Linked DNA regions of Homo sapiens: regions 1, 3 and 4 are each linked to region 2. Evidence: chromatin contacts called from ENCODE Hi-C or POLR2A ChIA-PET data. All regions are on one chromosome and are shown on one strand. Each heading gives the region's core, a stretch centred on a gene start or an enhancer-like site at or near the end of the contact. The rest is flanking DNA. Distances are from core to core; before and after follow the strand shown.

The links. Hi-C counts contacts between places; a loop is a spot of excess contacts on that map. ChIA-PET counts read pairs that join two places held with the same protein, here RNA polymerase II (POLR2A). Pooled maps may share reads with other maps.
Region 1: a loop to region 2 is called in a pooled map, with 12 times the contacts of the local background. The contact joins the promoter of MALAT1 here to the promoter of WDR74 in region 2. A Hi-C loop is called at or near these places in 1 of 37 single-sample maps with no recorded cell type and 7 of 50 pooled maps. POLR2A ChIA-PET finds 5 or more read pairs at or near these places in 6 of 52 experiments (CD4-positive, alpha-beta memory T cell, CD8-positive, alpha-beta T cell, HCT116 and 3 more).
Region 3: a loop to region 2 is called in a pooled map, with 4 times the contacts of the local background. The contact joins the promoter of ENEMAL here to the promoter of WDR74 in region 2. A Hi-C loop is called at or near these places in 1 of 50 pooled maps. POLR2A ChIA-PET finds 5 or more read pairs at or near these places in 3 of 52 experiments (CD8-positive, alpha-beta memory T cell, activated B cell and activated CD4-positive, alpha-beta T cell).
Region 4: a loop to region 2 is called in a pooled map, with 7 times the contacts of the local background. The contact joins the promoter of SYVN1 here to the promoter of WDR74 in region 2. A Hi-C loop is called at or near these places in 5 of 50 pooled maps. POLR2A ChIA-PET finds 5 or more read pairs at or near these places in 2 of 52 experiments (CD4-positive, alpha-beta T cell and HepG2).

What each region holds. Positions count from the first base shown.
Region 1 is chr11:65,497,215-65,500,676 of GRCh38, reverse strand. It overlaps MALAT1 (metastasis associated lung adenocarcinoma transcript 1), which reads right to left and starts at 1,632. Exons shown (of 1, transcript NR_002819.5): 1 at 1-1,632. It also overlaps TALAM1. RefSeq lists enhancers at 1,742-1,821, 1,872-1,941, 2,502-2,571, 2,632-2,871, 2,441-3,462 and 3 more, a silencer at 2,912-2,971 and a cis regulatory region at 3,165-3,180.
Region 2 is chr11:62,837,885-62,841,295 of GRCh38, reverse strand. WDR74 (WD repeat domain 74) reads left to right here and starts at 1,706. Exons shown (of 11, transcript NM_001369450.1): 1 at 1,706-1,789; 2 at 1,868-1,974; 3 at 2,061-2,182. The coding sequence starts at 1,726. RefSeq lists enhancers at 513-682, 1,313-1,452, 1,523-1,862, 1,923-2,042, 2,153-2,282 and 1 more and a silencer at 333-382.
Region 3 is chr11:65,475,891-65,479,136 of GRCh38, reverse strand. ENEMAL (enhancer lncRNA neighbor of NEAT1 and MALAT1) reads left to right here and starts at 1,650. Exons shown (of 1, transcript NR_186313.1): 1 at 1,650-2,360. RefSeq lists enhancers at 1,337-1,426, 1,262-1,857 and a silencer at 1,597-1,726.
Region 4 is chr11:65,132,753-65,135,858 of GRCh38, reverse strand. It overlaps SYVN1 (synoviolin 1), which reads left to right and starts at 1,340. Exons shown (of 16, transcript NM_172230.3): 1 at 1,340-1,403; 2 at 2,241-2,389; 3 at 2,607-2,699; 4 at 2,785-2,937; 5 at 3,079-3,106. The coding sequence starts at 2,258. RefSeq lists silencers at 661-844, 2,561-2,737 and enhancers at 830-1,339, 698-1,601, 1,890-1,959.

The DNA of each region.
Region 1 (3,462 bases), core at 383-2,882, 2.7 Mb before region 2:
GGTTGCCAAGCCAAGCCGCCTGCTACCTTCATCACCAAATTGCACTCGCTCCTTCCTGGAATCCTTTTTCCTAGCTTCACCACCAAATCGTTAGCGCTCCTTCCTTCTTCCTAGCTTCCTTCACCAAATCGCACTGGCTCCTGGACTCTTTTCCTATCTTCACCACGAACTGCTGCTTGCTCGCTTGCTCCTCAGTCCTAGCTTCATCAAACACTGGTTCCTGGAATCCTGTCTGCTGCTGTCTTCCTAGATTCACTGAATCCACTTCTGTGTAGCACCTGGGTCAGCTGTCAATTAATGCTAGTCCTCAGGATTTAAAAAATAATCTTAACTCAAAGTCCAATGCAAAAACATTAAGTTGGTAATTACTCTTGATCTTGAATTACTTCCGTTACGAAAGTCCTTCACATTTTTCAAACTAAGCTACTATATTTAAGGCCTTCCAAATTCTTCTAACTCTTCCAAAAGCCTTCTGCCTTAGTTTTTTTTAAATTACACCAGTCCTTTTAGTAGCTTTTTGATGTGATTTTTAACCAACTTCCCCTTCTAGCTTCAAGTATTCTTCTAAATTGGTTCTGGTCTACGTAAACACCCTCATCTTCTCAAGCTTTACCTTCTAACTTCTGCACCACCAGAAATTAAATTGATGGGCTTTTAAAATAAATTGGTTACCAATAATTTCCTCATTTTTTCAGTGCTATTTTATCCAATTTTTGGCTTTATATTTTTCTATCTTCTATACTTCTCCAATACTTGTCTTAGCTTGTTTTTCATTTTCTATCTGAAACTCTTGACAATATTTTCATTTTCTATCTTGTTTCTATCTTCCAATTTTCTTCTAAGTTTGTACATTTTGCCCTTAGCTTTTTGTTTCCTAGCTTGTCTTTTTTCTTCTGCTTCCTACTTTTCAGGTTTAAATTTATCTTTTTTCTTCTAAAAGTATGTTTTTATCTTCTAATTTCCCTATCTTCTCTATTCTTTTCTTCGCCTTCCCGTACTTCTGTCTTCCAGTTTTCCACTTCAAACTTCTATCTTCTCCAAATTGTTTCATCCTACCACTCCCAATTAATCTTTCCATTTTCGTCTGCGTTTAGTAAATGCGTTAACTAGGCTTTAAATGACGCAATTCTCCCTGCGTCATGGATTTCAAGGTCTTTTAATCACCTTCGGTTTAATCTCTTTTTAAAAGATCGCCTTCAAATTATTTTAATCACCTACAACTTTTAAACTAAACTTTAAGCTGTTTAAGTCACCTTCATTTTAATCTAAAAGCATTGCCCTTCTATTGGTATTAATTCGGGGCTCTGTAGTCCTTTCTCTCAATTTTCTTTTAAATACATTTTTTACTCCATGAAGAAGCTTCATCTCAACCTCCGTCATGTTTTAGAAACCTTTTATCTTTTCCTTCCTCATGCTACTCTTCTAAGTCTTCATATTTTCTCTTAAAATCTTAAGCTATTAAAATTACGTTAAAAACTTAACGCTAAGCAATATCTTAGTAACCTATTGACTATATTTTTTAAGTAGTTGTATTAATCTCTATCTTTCAAAGAGAAAAAAACTTATCTGCGGTTTCCTCAAGCTCCGCCTGCCCCCTCAGCAGAAGCCCCTGCGCTGGCTGCCTCAATGCCTACCGCACAGCTCGGGCGAGGCGTATTTATAGACGGAGAACAACTCGCATCACCGGAATTCGATCACCTTCCGCCGCCTTTGTGAGGGAGGCAAAAAGTAGTTCTTCGGTTAAAAATAGGTTCTAGTTTTACTTTTCTAGATTTTTCTTAACAGCTTATGGAACTTGAATGCAAACTACACATGCAGAAATACTTAAATTACTAGCGTGTGGAAAGATTTGAGCTGCAAACTTTAGACAAAAGAAACATGGAAATCATATTTTAAACGGGTCATCAAACACCTCACAAAACCCCCGGAACTTTTAAAATACCTCTTAAAGCACTTCTTGTGTTCTCTTGAGGGACAGTAGGTATAGTTTACCACCTTTTGAAGGAAGATTAAAGTGTGATAGTTCAGGGCTTTACTTTCCATTACGCAACTGAGCCCCAGCCTTGCAGGGACGGTTGAGAAGTGGCAAAATGGCGGACTTTCTCCCCCAACTGCTTGCAGTCCTGCGACTTGCTCCCAAGACAGCCACACGTTTTGCTTTTTTGTTCGAGAAATCGGAGCAGCACGGGCTGTCTGCTTGGGAAATCTTAGAAACGTGAAAACCCACTCTTGGAAAACGCCTCAATCCCACACCACAGAGCTGCTCCCCGCCTGAGCCCCGGGGGCCGTTGGCTGCCAGTGGCCCACTCTGATCTGCGGCCCCCCAGTTGCCGCCAGCCCCCCACGGCCCGCACGGAAATTTTTCTACCGTTTTTCAGCTTCCAGGCTCTCCTGAAAGTGCTCACAAGGCAAATCGCCATGGAAAGCGAGTTCAAGTGGCCTTTTAAAGTAGACCAACTAAGCGAATGGCTTTGTCTCCGAAGACACAGAGACCTTGGGCAGCCAGTCAGGGACACACCCAGAAGTGTTTACACTGCTCTGGGTCTGCTTTTTTAGGGGTTTTTGTTTTGCAGATTCTGTGTTATGCCTGGTTAGGTATGAGCTTCAGACCTTCTGAACCGGAGCAGGAAGAAAAATAAAAGCTTTCCTCCAAACCCCAAGACCAAACTGCAGAGTTTGAGTGGTTTTATCTAAATACCACCACCTGGAATGGCCAGCCTATAAGGACAGCTAAGATAGCAGCACAACTCGTCGCTGCGTCCCAAGGACTCTGGGAAACCTGGGCTCCCGGAGGCGTCAGAGGGGACCTGCCTTCAGGCGAGCTGAGGCTTCCCGGCGCCGGGCTTCTGCGTTGCTAAAATGGCGCTGCGCTTAAGAGGGCAGGAGAGGCCAGTTGCGGGGCCCCAGTCCTTTACAGAAGTCTCGGGCTGCAGGCTGCGGAGGGGAGAGCGGGGGCGGGGAGGGACTGCGCAACCGGTGGGGCTGCGTCAGGGACAAACGCCGGGGGAGGGGCGGCTCGCGAGCGCCGCGCAGGGATACGCGAGGGCCGTGAGCCGCCCTCCCTTTGTGAGGCGCTGGCTCGTGGGCGGGCGCCACTGGTTCTAACCGGCTCTAGCCGGTCCTGGCCGCCTTCCCGGAGCTGTGGCGGTTGGCGCAGCGCGTGACTGCGCACGCGCGCCCCGCCCTAACGCCTGTGCCTGTTCTGGGGAATGGCATGGGGGCGGGGTGGCAGCTGGCCTGGGAACTTCTCGGTCGCTACTCTGCGCTGTCACTGCACTTGGGGGCTGGTCTTTCTTTCGTGGAGCTGCTGCCCAACTTCCATTTTCAGTCTAGGTCTTCCTTTCCCACCTCTCTCCTGTCCTTTGTCATTTCCTCCATATAGTCTCGACGTCATCCATTAATTTAAAATCAGAACACAAACCTCGTGTAGCTATCAAGGGCCATGGCATTATTGTAAAATAT
Region 2 (3,411 bases), core at 457-2,956:
GCCCAGGCTAGAGTGCAATGGCATGATCTCAGCTCACTGCAACATCCGCCTCCCGGGTTCATGCGATTCTCCTGCATCAGCCTCCCGAGTGGCTGGGACTACAGGCGCCCGCCACCACGCCCAGCGAATTTTTATACTTTTAATAGAGACGGGGTTTCACCATGTTGGCCAGGGTGGTCTCCATCTCTTGACCTTGTGATCCGCCCGCTTCAGCCTCCCAAAGTGCTGGGAATACAGGCGTGAGCCACCGCGCCCGGCCTGTTTTGTATTTTTAGTGGAGACAGGGTTTCACAACGTGTTAACCAGGATGGTCTCGATCTCCTGAGCTCGTGATCCGCCCGCCTCGGCCTCCCAAAGTGGTGGGATTACAGGCGTGAGCCACCGCGCCCGGCCTGGTTTCGCGTTTGATGTGTTAAACCTAGGTCGCGCTCGGGGTTTCAAGCGTGAAATCCTAGCACTTCGGGAGGTTGGGGCGGGCGGATTGGGTAATTCCAGCCTGACTAACATGGTGTGAAAAATCCCGTCTTCACTAAAAAACCAAAAGAAAAGTGAATCAGGCCTGGTGGCGGGCGCTCTAGCCTGAGAGACAGAGCAAGATTCCATCTCAAAAAATAAATAAATCTTCGCGTTAGATAAAGGGTTTACTTGTAAACTGGTAATTTGTTGCTTTTCTGTGTTAATCTCTAGGTAAAGTAGCGACTTCCCTCTCCTATTTACGCATGCGCTATTACTGTATTTCTACTGAGCGATGACTTTCTCTGCGTTTCTCATGTAGCATAGCACAGAGTACTTTTAGTTGTTTTTGTTTTTTTTTTTTGAGACGGAGTCTCTGACGCCCAGGCTGGAGTGCAGTGGCGCAATCTCGGCTCACTGCAAGCTCCTCCTCCCGGGTTCACGCCATTCTCCTGCCTCAGCCTCCGGAGTAGCTGGGACTACAGGCGCCCGCCACCACGCCCGGCTAGTTTTGTTTTTGTATGTTTAGTAGAGACGGGGATTCACCGTGTTAGCCAAGATGGTCTCGATCTCCTGACCTCATGATCCGCCCGCCTCGGCCTCCCAAAGTGCTGGGATTACAGGCGTGAGCCACCGCGCCTCGCTGTCCGCCTCTTGAAGAGTAAACGAGGCCGGGCGCGGTGGTTTAGTAATACCAGCTGTAATCCCAGCTACTTGGGAGGCTGAGGCAGAAGAATCGCTTGAACCCGGGAGGCGGAGGTTGAGGTGAGAGGAGATCGCGCCATTGCACTCCAGCCTGGGCAACAAGGGCGAAGTTCTCTCAAAAGAAAAAAAAAATCGTCGGTTTCCTTTTCCCATCTTTCTTTCGTGACTTATATTCCAGAACGAAGCCCCACACATCATTAATGATTTGAATCGTTTCTAAAGTGTTTCTTAAATCGTTTCTTAAATCGTTTGTTGTTTCTTGTCTAACAGTCCAGAACACATATTACATAATGGAGCCGGGAGACAGACTAGGGCTGGCTTGATCCGGCCACGCAGTCCAGGAAAGGTGCTTTTCACCCCCAAGTGCAAAATGATCAATGTATTCTTCCGATCTACATAAACAAGCACCTCCTGGTTTCATTTTCGTAAAGCAAAACAAGCATGGAAGCTTTACTGTTTCGGCTCTTCAAACTTCCAGCAACTACACTGCGCTGCATCGGACTCGACGCCCGCTGGTGACGCACACGCTGCGCCGGAAGTGTGAACTGTCTGCCTCCAGGCTTTGTCATGGCGGCTGCTGCTGCACGCTGGAACCATGTGTGGGTCGGCACCGAGACTGGGATCTTGAAAGGTGGGTGGCAGGCTCGGGCGTCGGGAAGTGCAGGGGTGCACTCGCGCCCCTGGCGTGACTGACGCCTTCGTCTCTCAGGGGTAAATCTTCAGCGAAAACAGGCGGCGAACTTCACGGCCGGAGGACAGCCGCGGCGCGAGGAGGCAGTGAGCGCCCTGTGTTGGGGCACCGGCGGCGAGACCCAGGTGAGTGGCCCCTGGTCGGGCCGGAGCTGGGGGCCTGGGGCGCAGCAGCCTCGCTCTCCTCGCCATCTTGCCCTTCTTTGCCGCAGATGCTGGTGGGCTGCGCGGACAGGACGGTGAAGCACTTCAGCACCGAGGATGGCATATTCCAGGGTCAGAGACACTGCCCGGGCGGGGAGGGCATGTTCCGTGGCCTCGCCCAGGCCGACGGGTAAGACCAATCCCCTCGCTAAACTCAGGGCCGAAGGGAGAGCGTTGATGCTCCCTGAGGATACTGGAATGATGGCGACAGGCAAACTCTTAGTGACACGGCTTTGAATGGGTGACAGGGACCTGGGTTTCTGCCTTATGTAGTTCATACCTGTAACACACATTTATTGAACACCTACTGAATTCCAGGCACTGGGAGAAGTACAGGGGCTGCCGGTAAAATTTCTGCCTTCAAAAAGTTCTCATCCTCTAAGGTTTTTCACCTGACTCCATTATAATCCTCTAAGTAACCATGGGCAAGTCATTTAATAGTTTTGTGTGTGTGTGTGTTTGTTTTTTGTTTTTTTTTTTTTTGGAGACGGAGTTTTCGCTCTTGTTGCCCAGGCTGGAGTGCAGTGGCGCGATCTCGGCTCACTGCAACCTCCGCCTCCCGGGTTCAAGCGATACTCCTGCCTCAGCCTCCCAAGTACCTGGGATTACAGGCGTCTGCCACCACGCGCGGCTATTTTTGTATCTTTAGTAGAGACGGGGTTTCACCGTATTGGCTAGGCTGGTCTCGAACTCCTGACCTCAGGTGATCCACCTGCCTCGGACTCCCAAAGTGCTGGGATTACAGGCGTGAGCCACTGTGCCTGCTTGTCATTTAATAGTTTTAAGCAAGGCTGGGTGTGGTGGCTCATGCCTGTCATCCCAGCACTTTGGAAGGCCGAGATAGGTGGATCACTTGAGGTCAGGAGTTCAAGACCAGCCTGGCCAGCACGGTAAAACCCCTTCTCTACTAAAAAAATACAAAAATTATCCGGGTGTGGTGGCTCATGCCTGTAATCCCAGCTACTTGGGAGGCCGAGGCTGGAGAATCGCTTGAATCCGTCCCGCAGAGGTTGCAGTGAGCAGAGATCGCACCAGTGCACTCCAGTCTGTGAAACAGAGCAAGACTCCATCTCAAAAAAAACAACAAAAAAAGTTTTAAGCATGCATTCATTAATTCATTATTAATTCATTTATATTTTTTGAGACAGAGCCTCACTGTGTCACCTAGGCTTGAGTGCAGTGGTGCATTCATGGCTCACTACAGCCTCAACCTCCCGGGGTCAAACGATCCTCCCGCCTCAACCTCCTGAGTACCTGGGACCACAGGCAGGTGTCACCCTGCCCAGCTAAATTTTTAAGTTTTTTATAGAGATGGGGTCTCACTGTGTGCCCAGGCCAGTCTCAAACTCCTGGGCTCAA
Region 3 (3,246 bases), core at 401-2,900, 2.6 Mb before region 2:
TCTGCCCCTCAGTGGCCGCTGGCCTAGTCCACCCGCGCCTGGCCGCACGACCCCCGGCCCTGAAAAGCCCTGGGCCTCGCCCCGTAACTCCCTCCTAGCTCTGGACGCTTGGGGCGGGCAGCGGGAGCTGACGCAGCTGCCAGCGCCCTTGGAAGACTCGGGCTCCGGGAGGCGAGGCGAGGCGCGACTGTGGGACGCAGTGCAAGCTGGGAGTCACCCCCTCGGCATGACCCCCTTCGCATCACCCCGGACGGAGCTCAGCCCGCCCCCGCAGCCAGAGCCCCTGCTGCTGCGGGGAGGGAAGGAGGAAAGGATGCGGCCCATTCTCCTTCCAGCTCTGGACCCACAGCAGCCCCTGAGGAGAGCAAAGGTCACCTGGTGGCCATCGAGCAGCCCAGGCAGAGGCAAAACTCTTTATCTGAGGAATTCAGAAGTAATGAGACTTCCCTATACCATTTGGTTCCTAGCTCCGGTCCAACAAAATTTCCAAGTAATTAGAATTTCTATACATCTCTGCAAATGCATGCCTGTCCAAACTCATTGTGCAACAACCCTTGCTGACTGGCATTAGGCACCAAAATGTCTACAAATGTAATCATTTATCATGACCTATGTGGCTAGTGTGGTCCAAGTTACCCTTAAGCTCCCTCTTTAAGGTCCATAAATGCCCCTAAGGAAAATCCCTAAGTCCTCTAGCTGAGGCGCCCCTCTGCACTCTTCTGTAGTGCTTTTTCTTTTTCTTTTAATTATTTTTATTTTTTTATTAATTATTATTATTATTTTTTTTGAGATGGAGTCTTGCCTCACTCTGTCTCCCAGGCTGGAGTGCAGTGGCCGGATCTCGGCTCACTGCAACCTCTGCCTCCTGGGTTCAAGCGATTCTCCTGCCTCAGCCTCCCAAGTAGCTGGGACTACAGGCAAGTGTCACCACTCCCAGCTAATTTTTGTATTTTTAGTAGAGACAGGGTTTCACCATGTTGGCCAGGCTGGTCTTGAACTACTGTCCCCAAGTGATCCACCCGCCTCGGTCTCCCAAAGTGCTGGGATTGCAGGCGTGAGCCACCGCGCCCTGCCTTGGTAGTGTTCTATATAATGAAACTTTCCTTTTCAAACCTACACTGCCCTCCGTAGTGCAAACCGAACAGCCAGTGCTGAGGCGCAGAGACGCCTCAGGCACCAGGTGGGAGCAGGCAGGAAAGGCACGTGTGCGAAAAGGGAGGAAAAGGGGACGGAGAGCTCACTGGCCAGGGGAACGGAGTCGGTGACAGAAAGGGCTGCTGGCCGTGTGGGGTGTGTGGGCTGTGTGGGGTGGGGTGTGTGGTGTGTGTGTTTTGCGTATTTTTAATAGAGACCGGGTCTGGCCAGGTTGCCCAGGCTGGTCTCAAACTCCCCTTCCCGTCCTGGAACCCCTTGGACTCCCCAGTTCGTAAGGCCAGTGCAGAGATCCTGGGGAGGGAGAAGCAGGGCCAGCTACCACCGCCCTTCCGCTCCAGACGGTCCCGCAGATTGGCCAATCCCGGCCGCCCAGCCAGATGCTTCCCGGTGACTCAGCGCCCGGCGTGTCACGTGACGGCGGGTGGGCACCCGCGCAGGGGCCGCTGGGAGTCCCGCGCTGCCTCCCCTGCCCCCGCGCCGGGGCCACGTCCCCCAGCCAGGTCCCTTCTTCCTGCCGTGTCCCCAGGGCAGGACCGCATCGGAGAGAGTCCGGGAGGAGGCCGCGCTCCTGGGGGCTGGAGACCCGGCGGCGGTGGCCACTGCGCGCTGTTCCAGCCTTGAGGGAGGGAACCGCGGGCCTGGGTCCGCCTTGGGATTTGGGAACCGGTTTCCTGCCGGGTTGACCTAACTTGAGCCTTCAGTAGTTCCGGGGCGGGTGTTGTGGTCTCCGTTCCAAAGTCGGGAAAACGGTATCTGGGCTGGCGAAGGGCCGCGAGGGTGGTGGGAGGACCCTGTGGCTGCGCCGAACAGACCGCGGGAACCCACACTGAGTGGGGTGGGACGGGCTGCCACCCCGGCTTTGTCAGCCCCATGCCCCCTTCTCGCCCTTCATCCTCTGCTCCCTCACTTAGGCTCCAATTCCTCCTGATTTTGTTCTGTTTTTCCCTTCGGGCATCCAAGGCAGCCACCTGCCCAGGCCTGGGCCTGTTCAAACACTGTCTCCGCTGTACTCCCTAGCTCCTTGAACCCCTACATTGTCTGCATTCAGGAAGTTTTGTGGCTTTTTAGGATTTTTTTTAAACACAGGGTCTGGCTCTGTTGCCCAGGCCGGAGTGCAGTAGTGTGATCATAGCTCACTGTAACCTCGAACTCCTGGGCTCCAGCCATAGGAAGCTTTTAATAAAACAACCTTTGCTCCGACCGCACCCTGGCCTTGCTGGATAAAGCCAGGCCTCTCTCTTGGGTTACAGCAGGCCCTTCAGGACTTGGCTGCCCCTCTCTGTTCCAGCTTCTCCTGATGTTCCTCGCTCACCCCAGAACTCCTTTCCCAAAACTGAGGGAACTCCAGCTTGTCCTTAAGATCTCAGCTCTGCCCAGTGGTCTCCTTAGACTGGGTGTGAGGGTCCCGCTGTGGACTCCCTGAGCTTAGGGAGAGGGCAGATTTGTTCCTGCTCTCTCAGGCCCAGTTTAGGCCTCAAGACAAGAGCCCAGGTTGTCTCCTCAGAGCTCAGAATGCTGCCACCACGTGTGGTCAGACCACTATTGGCCCAGCTCTAACCAGTAACTGGAGCAAGGCTTAGGATTGCTGAGAAAGATTGGGGGCAGCAGAGAAGCTTCTAAGAAAAGGTTAAATAACACACCTCTTTTTCTTGTTGTTGTTTTTGTTTTTTTGAGACGGAGTCTTGCTCTGTCGCCCAGGCTGGAGTGCAGAGGCGCGATCTCGGCTCACTGCAACCTCCGCCTCCTGGGTTCAAGCGATTCTCCTGCCGCAGCCTCCCAAGTAGCTGGGAGTACAGGCATGTGCCACCACGCCCAGCTAATTTTTGTATTTTTAGTAGAGATGGGATTTCACCATGTTGGCCAGGATCTCGATCTCCTGACCTCGTGATCCACCTGCCTTGGCCTCCCAAAGTGCTGGGATTACAGGCATGAGCCACCGCGCCCTGCGGATACTCCTCCATTAAGAAAAACATATTGGCCGGGCGCGTTGGCTCACGCCTGTAATCCCAGCACTTTGGGAGGCTGTGGCGGGTGGATCACGAGCTCAGGAGATCGAGACCATCCTGGCTAACATGGTGAAACCCGTCTCTA
Region 4 (3,106 bases), core at 91-2,590, 2.3 Mb before region 2:
CGCAAAAATTAATAAATAAATAAATAAAAAGAAAAGGGGGAAAAAAAGTTATACGTGGCCTTACGGGGAAGCCAACTCTGACTGGTTATAAGCTGAAACTGTCAAGTCAACAGGTGGCAGGGAAGATGGCTGAGACCAACAGCACAGAGATTTAGAGGCAGACAGACCTGGCGCCAATCCTAGGACAGGTTTTGGTAAGCCTTTGAATTTCAATTGCCCCACGTTTCGGGGGAGGGGGTAGCACCCCCTAGCTCATAAACCTTAGTGATTGATGATTAAATGAGATGACGGAGGAAAACGCAAGGCACAAAGTGGATGCATTAGCTCCATTTTGTTAATCAGCAGGCTTAGTTGGCTGCGACCCAGACACGAACTAAAATACAGTGCAGCCCAGGACCAGTGGGGGTCTTGCTTATGGCTCAGAGCTGAACAACACATGGGCAGCAAAATCAGACACTGAGATGCGGGCAGGCCTGCGACGCTGAAGTCAATTCCTTTGAACAAACAGAACACTTCCGTCCCAAGATTAGCAGGAATTAATCTCCCAGTCTCGGGTACACCTGGTTGTCCCTCCCTGTCCTGGCGCGGCAAACGTTCCCGGAGGCCAGCCAGGGATCACTCGCCCAAGGACTGAGCTTTCCCTACTCTCAGCCAACTGGAGCGGGACCAGGGCCTAGGCAACGCAGCTGTCCGCCCCTAACAACCACTCACCTGCTTTCCCCTTTCTATAGGCCAGCAAAGGTACATTCTTTTTCTTATTGGGCCGCGTAACTTATCGCAACCAATCAGTGGCAGCCACGGGACCCAACTCACTCCCACACAACTTGTGGGGGTGATCATGGAGAAGACAAATTTTTGTTTTCCGCATCCAGTTCTCTCAGAGAGCACCGTATTTGTCAAACTGTTGTGACTCTCCCTAAATGTTTAAGAAAACATTTCATTCCCCTCAGGCTTGTATAGTCTGTCCCTGGCCTACTCCCCGCTCCAGGTGGTACAGCCCGCAAGCGGCTCCCCTTCCCAGCTGCTCGCGGGGCCGAGTCCCCCAGTCCGAGGAGGCCACTCAGCGCAGGAGCCATACCATCTGTGACTAATAAATAATAGGGGGACCTCCGACTCCCCCCTGTTGCCTTATTACCTTCCGACCACCTCTCGGACCTCTTGCCCAGCCCTTCCCCGTAGACATCACCCCAGATACGGTGGTGACACCATTGCTATGGGCCCACGTAGGGCGCAGTGCGAGCCAGGGCAGGACGCACTTGGTACGACCCACGCCGCGCCCCGCGCCGCCGGAAGTGAGGTGTCTGACCCCCGAAGTTCCGGTTCGCAGGGGGTGGGGAGTGTTGTTAACCGGAGGGGCAGCCGCAGTCGCGCGGATTGAGCGGGCTCGCGGCGCTGGGTTCCTGGTGAGTGGGGCGAAGTCTGGCCCGAGTTGTGGTTGGGGTCGGGACCCGAACCTTCCCCTTGAGGTCTCCGGAGTCGGCACGCCCCTCAGCCCCGCCGCACGCTTTCGGCCTGTCAGCTGGCCGGAGACCTCAGACGCCGGTGCGGCCGCTTTGCTCAAGCCTGGGCCCTGCCTGCGACGCCCGCAACTCCTGGTGCTCACAGGTGCGCGGCCGCGAGGGCGACCCGGCTCCTCCCGTCCCGCTGCTGCTCTCTCCCGTCCCGCTGTTTTTGTGGTGCTCTGAGTTGACACTACTCCGGGGGTCGGGGGACCCCAGGATTCCAGGCTGACGTTCCCCGCCCGCTCCCGCAGGGCGGGCGTCCGAACTGCCCACCCTAACACAGCTGTCACCGGCGCTGTCGCCTGCCCAGCCTGCTATCCTCTGTGCCTTGGCTGCTCTCAGCCCTGGCTGCGCATTCCCGCCCCTGGAGCAGATTTCTGCTGTTGCCTCCCACCCCATCTTCTCCACCGGAGGGTCAGCGGTGCAGCTCCCCCTCCTCCAACATTGCAGCTTTTCCTCATCACCTCCCTAGAGGAGGCGGCTTGGCAGGCAGCGTGGAAAGAGCCCTAGATTTGAAGCAAGACTGACCCAGGTTCCAGGCCTTGCGTCAGTGTGATCACTTAACCCCTTCGAGTCTAATTTGTAAAATGGGGTAGCGTAAGCTATTCTTTGTCTGATGATTTCGAGGGCGAAATGTGATTTCCCCCCCACTTTCTCCTATGAATTGAGGCTGTGCCAGGCACCGGGCTATTTTGCACAGCACGAGCATCACATAAGTTATTTTCTTGCCCCATGCAGGTCTCCGGGCCAGGGCAATGTTCCGCACGGCAGTGATGATGGCGGCCAGCCTGGCGCTGACCGGGGCTGTGGTGGCTCACGCCTACTACCTCAAACACCAGTTCTACCCCACTGTGGTGTACCTGACCAAGTCCAGCCCCAGCATGGCAGTGAGTTCAGGGCTCAGGGAGGGAGGAACTCCCTGGGAGGGAAGGAGGAGTCTGCCTGGGCAAGGGGCGGGGCTAGAGGTCAGGTAAGTAGGGAAGTAGCCGCCAGCTGCCTAACTTTGAATAAACTGTGATGAGGATGTGGAGGATCCTGCATGATGAGTCCCAAGGAGAGGAAAGCAGAAAGTGACCTCAAACCACAGCCTCTCCCCACTCCTAGGTCCTGTACATCCAGGCCTTTGTCCTTGTCTTCCTTCTGGGCAAGGTGATGGGCAAGGTGTTCTTTGGGCAACTGAGGGCAGCAGAGATGGAGGTAAGATGTCGGCTGCCCCAAAGGTGAGGGCAGGGTGCTGGGAAAGAATGTTTGGTATCCACATTATTCCCTGCCTGGCCCCCAGCACCTTCTGGAACGTTCCTGGTACGCCGTCACAGAGACTTGTCTGGCCTTCACCGTTTTTCGGGATGACTTCAGCCCCCGCTTTGTTGCACTCTTCACTCTTCTTCTCTTCCTCAAATGTTTCCACTGGCTGGCTGAGGACCGTGTGGACTTTGTGAGTCAAGGCAGGGAGTTCTGGAGCAGGTGGAAGCCAGGGAGTAGCCAGCGGGCAGGCTTAAGGAGCAGGGAGGGCTAGGTTGAGGGTGTGGGGTGAGCCCCAGGCCTCCTGACAGGCCTCTTCTGTGCTCTGCCTCAGATGGAACGCAGCCCCAACATCTCCTGGC